Linked DNA regions of Mus musculus: region 1 is linked to region 2. Evidence: chromatin loops called from intact Hi-C (ENCODE). Cell type or tissue: gastrocnemius. All regions are shown on one strand. Each heading gives the region's core, and the rest is flanking DNA. Links, peaks and the distances in the headings are about the cores only. Region 1 overlaps Col5a2 (collagen, type V, alpha 2). Region 2 has its middle 58 kb from the start of Gm23216.

Region 1 (2,825 bases), core at 64-2,563, 200 kb before region 2:
AGCCATTTATGCCTTTGTATTTAGGTAGAAAAGTCAGTCTAGAAAATTCAAAACTTCTTGAAAAATATTTCTACATTTAAAAAATCAACCTCCTTCTTGCCCCTAAACTACTGGCAATTCGCTAAGCTCTTTCTTTAGGCATGAGCAAGCTGATTCCAGCTTTTGAGTCAGGCTCCTGGATCACACAGTGTGTAGACACCTTTTACCTCTACACCAGAACACTGGAGAAGTACTTGAGCTTATTCATGGTTCTCACTGCCCCCCAATTAAACTATTAAATGATAACTGTTATTATATACAAAAAAGGTAACAAAAATAAAATGTTGGGGCTGGTGAGATGGCTCAGTGGGTAAGAGCACCCAACTGCTCTTCCGAAGGTCCAGAGTTCAAATCCCAGCAACCACATGGTGGCTCACAACCATCTGTAACGAAATCTGACGCCCTCTTCTGGTGTGTCTGAAGACAGCTACAGTGTACTTACATATAATAAATAAAATAAATCTTAAAAAAATAAAATAAAATAAAATGTTAACTCCAAAAACAGTTCCAAAAAACAGAAAAAAAATATTTATTTTTTTATGTGAACCAAAAGAGATCTGGTTAGTTTAACTCTCTAAACTGCTAATGTATTCGTTGGTTAAGATGGATCAGATACCAAGCTGGGTCTGATTTGGACTCTTCTCTAGTCTCCTGGAATCGCCTTTAAATATCCATTGTGTTTTGGTCTAGCACAATTTGAGATTTAAATTAATAAACATTTATGAAATTTTTCTAAAACAAAATGAAATTTAATGAGAATAAGAAAAACATTATGTAGACATTTTGCTGATGAAAATAAAAATAAACTATAATTGGGGATACATTAAAATACATTTCATATTTCCAATTAAAGTTAGTCATATAAATTTTGTGTTGGGGAAGGAAATGTTCTGTGTATCATCATTTTTCTTCCATCCCCCAGAATACTCTCAGGCAGCACTCTGCATAAAAGTACTTGTGGATGGCCACTAGGTGGCAAACTTTAAACGTTCACATGAAGAAAAGCTGCACACTCCACAAGAACTTTGTACCTCCTGCGGGTTAGCAGTTTGATTGCACAAAGTCCTGCACACGTAACCACTCACATGGGTACATTATGGAATGTTACAGCTGCAATAATTGGTGCATGTTTCACTGCACAGGTGACTCCTTAGGTGTCACATGCAATTTGTACTTAACATATGATTGAATGTTCATCTCCAGATAAATGACGAGTTTGTCAACATGAAGTAACCTGGATAATAATGTACTCTAGACTAAAAACCTTTGAGTGTGAAGCAATTTGAATAATACACTCTAAACCAGGGACTTTTGATGACAGAATCATGGTGGTCACTGGCTTCATGAGTTTCTATCTAATTACTACTACTCAATCCAGTACAATTTTGCCTAGATTTGGCAGCATCAATTCATTTTTATTTGCAACAATTAGAAGAGAAATGAGGGTTGCTACTGGCATCTGGTAGGTAGAACTGACAACAATCCCACAACATATAAGGAGTTATCTGGTTCAAGGCTTTTATAGTGTTAAAGTTGAGAAACCACATTACATGATGTAAATGATTTGTATTGTTTGATAGTACTAGAAACTGGAATTATTTTTATACCACTCCTTATTGTGACAGTAAAGACCTCAATCCAGCAAATATATCCAAGGAGGATTGTGTTATGAATCAAAATCTTCTACCTATCAGTATTCTGTGATATGCTTGTAGCTAGAAATTAGTGATGGTATTTATACCAAGATAATCAGCAAAAACTACAAATCACATATATTACCACTGCTCAGACTATCAGAGGAATGTATTCATACAAGAAGGGGGGTAGGAATGATTGTAGAAGCCAGAGGGATGAAGGACACCAGTAGAACAGAGTCTACAGAATCAACTAAACAGGGCTCACAAGGGTTCAAAGAATCTAAAGATTTTATTTGTCTTATAAATATGATGAGTGCACTGTAGTTATCTTCAGATACACCGGAAGAAGGAATCAGATTCCATTACAGATAGTTGTGAGCCAACATGTAGTTGCTGGGATTTGAACTCAGGATCTCTGGAAGAGCAGTCAGTGCTCTTAATCCCTGAACCATCTCTCTAGCCCAGGCTCAAAGAATCTAAAAGCAGCAACCACAAGGCCTTAATGAGGCATCTGCATACATGCTGTGGTTGTTTAACTGGGGTTTTTCTGTTGTTATTGGACTCCTAACAGTGAGAGTGAGAGCATCTGACTCTTTTACCTGATTGTGGGGAAAAATCTTCTACCAGGTTGCATTATACAGCCATGGTCTGAGGGGTTATGCCTAGTCTTATTGCATTTGTTACTCTGTGTTCAGTTGATATCACTGGGAAGCCTGCTCTTTTCTCAAAGAAACAGAGAAGTATATTTGGGGAGAGTTGGAAAGAGGAGGAGGAGGAGGAGGAGGAGGAGGAGGAGGAGGAGGAGGAGGAGGAGGAGGAGGAGAGGAGGAAGAGGAAGAGGAAGAGAAAAAAGAGAAGGAAGAGGAAGAGAAGGAGAAGAAGAAGAAGAAGAAGAAGAAGAAGAAGAAGAAGAGGAAGAGGAAGAGGAAGAGGAAGAGGAAGAGGAAGAGGAAGAGGAAGAGGAAGAAGAAGAAGAAGAAGAAGAAGAAGAAGAAGAAGAAGAAGAAGAAGAAGAAGAAAGAAGTCACCTGCAGTAGTAGTTGCTCTATACTCTTTTAAATAGCTGCTTTTATTTTTATACCCAAACACAGAATTATAGCTGATCAACATTCTCTCCCGTGGGACTAAGAGAGGAAACAACTACCTCGC
Region 2 (2,825 bases), core at 313-2,812:
CAAGGAGATGACTTTTATCAGTTGTTTCTTTTTTTTTAATAATTTCTCAGTCCTCTATAGCATTTACACATATTTCTCATGTGAACGTGAGAATCTCCATGAAGTAAACGAGTGATCAGCTCATTAGTGTATGCTCCACCTCCTTTCGTTGTCTCAGGGAACACACTTGAAGCCTCCTCAATCGTAATGTCCCATTTGTCTTGTATTTCTGACACTACCCTATCTGATAGGGCAGTACTTGTTTTGAATGAAGTACCTAGATACTTTGGGTGTCTAAAGGTGCTTCCACAGAAACAAATGGTAACAAATAAAGGAATGGATACAAAAGAAAACAGTAGACTGCATGGGCTTGCCTTCACAGTAAGCAAATTGTAGCTGAGTAACTTGTATTCTAACTGCCCAATTTTCTGAAGGTATTTCTGCCAGATACTAGATCACCAGGGCTTCATTTTAAAAGCCCAAACAACACATTCAAATTTGAAACTATAGATCTCATTTATTTCCAGTTCTTCAGCTGGCAAATATGTAAAGCACTCAAGTAGTAAAGATGAAGAAATAACTTAGAGTGGATGGAAAATGTTAGGAAAGCACAGGCTAGACAATTCTATGAGTCACTTCTGAGATAGCTAATGGAATAGAGATTCCAGTCCACTCATTAAAGTGTGGGTTGAAACGTTGCTTTATTTTTCAAGAATTTCCATGGGAGGCACTTGGAGAGAAAAACAGGAGGTAGTCATACTAAACTGCAGCCAGGAAAGGACCTTTGAGAGCAGTGAGATACTGGCACAAACAAGATACTCCACAGCACAGATAGAGTTCCAGGATTCAGCGATTTTAGAAGGCTTTATGGCACTCATTCAACAGTAAAATGCAGTCTGCAAAAACTTACTTTAAGTGAATAAATGTTTCTTATAAGTAACTTTGTATTTTCTTCCAAGTTCAAAAATAAAACACAGAGATTGTTTAAAATTTAAAATATTAGAAATGTTTTATTTCTTGCAAAGAAAAAAATTATTCTAAAACACAAAATAGTTTTAGACTTACAATTTTCTTTGTAAGAATTATTAGCTATTATGTCTAAAAATGAACACAGACAAGATAAACTTTTAAAAGAATGTTTACCTATCAGATATTAAGTTAGGATAATACCAAGATACCTATATTTGTTTCGTGGGAAAACATGTCTTATACTCTCTAAGCAATCTTCTCCAGTTAGACAAGTGTGAACTTCATTTGACAAGGACACATGGTACAAAGAAGACCATACAAATCCTGGTACTTTCATACACTGAAGTTGCAAACCCTCTAGAAAGACAAGAAAAGAAAAACATCTGATGCTGGAGATTATGGGATAGATATATACACACATACAAGCAATCCACATTGAAGTTCAGTCATACATGTATAGAACCTGCAGAAATGCAGAAAGCATTCTGTTAGACCTTCATAGTTGTCAAATTGGCATCTTTTACTCATCTCACTGCAAACTGTTTGAAATTGTGGGGATTGTTGGGTCACTTTATTTCAAAAAATATTTTCCTTCAGCTTTGTAAATTAACAACAAATTCACTAACTTCAGTTTTGCTATTTGGATTTTAAACTTACTCACCTAAGAATTTCTCAAATACTTTGAGGACTGTGAACATAGGGATATATTTCACCCTTTATGAATCCAAACTATTTAATAATTTCCAACTTTGGGTATCACATGCCCCAAGAGAACTCTGGGAACTTCAACAAAATCCAAGAACATCTTTGTGGAGAGAAAGATCAGAAAGGAAAGGTTGCCCCCTGCTGTTTATGAAGTGACAAGTGCCCAGCGGGACTTGACCTGGATACATGAGTCATGAACATACAGAAAGAGGCTGAGTGCTTCCCTTCCGTGCTTTCAGTGCAGCATGTGGTAACATACTGATGACCAGAAGTACATGACCAAATTATTCCAGATAATTCCAGCTTTTGTCTTTCTCTGCACATAACAAAGAGTGAACTTGACTGTCTTCCATTTGATCTTGAAAACATCTGAAGGTAAAGAGTGATGTGTGCTCATAAATAAAATTGTGAAATAATTAAAGAGTACTGTGTAGTCTATTTGTTTACCAGTGATGACTGCCTAGAGAAAGAGCAAAAGGGACCATCTGAAGAAGTTCCTCAGTACTTCTGCGTTTTGCCCAAAAGAGAAATCAGTGATAAAATGACATTCAACTTTGTGAGAAGACCAGAACTTAGAGCTTTTAAATGACCTAATATTGGTTTCATATAACTCTGAAAAGTTCATATAACTCAAAAAATATTTTACAAGAATTGGTAAGCAACTTCTATGCACTCCTATTGATTCAGAGTACAGATATGATTAAGACTCTGGATTTAGATGAGCCACTTCAAATCCCACCAGCATGAGTAGCTGTATGGTCTCAGACTATTTGCTCAGTTTTATGCCTGCTCTTCCTTATCCACAAAATTTGAATATCATTTGCAGCTACCCCATTAGACTGAATAGAATTCAATGTAGAGATAATGACATGAGATTTAAATATAAATATTACACATTTTATTTCTTTAGAACTCACTGCAATGACCTTTGCAGAACAAAATTTTCATAGTAAAATAATTAAAATACTCAGTAACAGTCAAGAGATAAATATCTGGGGCTGGAGAATTGGCTTTCAGAGTAAGAGCACTTGCCGCTCAACCAGTGGACAGGGGATCTATTTCCAGCTCCTCATGGCAGTTCAGAACCATCTGTAACTCCAGTTCCATTGTATCTCACGACCTCTCCTTGCCTTGATGAGAACTACACACATGTGGTGCAAAGACATACATCC

Evidence for each region. Peaks named below come from ENCODE experiments on the same cell type or tissue, not always from the same donor. Only the 100,000 strongest peaks of a DNase experiment are listed, where the experiment ranks them.
Region 1: a loop joins it to region 2, with 14 times the contacts of the local background. A loop is called at or near these places in 25 of 42 quality-filtered maps.

The regions. Positions count from the first base shown.
Region 1 is chr1:45,431,071-45,433,895 of GRCm38, forward strand. The region is part of intron 6 of Col5a2 (collagen, type V, alpha 2); the gene reads right to left. Among named protein-coding and RNA genes, the nearest start is that of Col5a2, 71 kb to the right of the region's middle. In gastrocnemius, for the core only: a CTCF peak has its summit at 1,010 (motif pointing right); a DNase peak (open chromatin) is centred at 1,036; H3K27ac peaks cover 237 bases.
Region 2 is chr1:45,626,255-45,629,079 of GRCm38, forward strand. No RefSeq gene overlaps it. Among named protein-coding and RNA genes, the nearest start is that of Gm23216, 58 kb to the right of the region's middle. In gastrocnemius, for the core only: a CTCF peak has its summit at 1,797 (motif pointing left); no DNase peak of the experiment used is centred there; H3K27ac peaks cover 1,835 bases.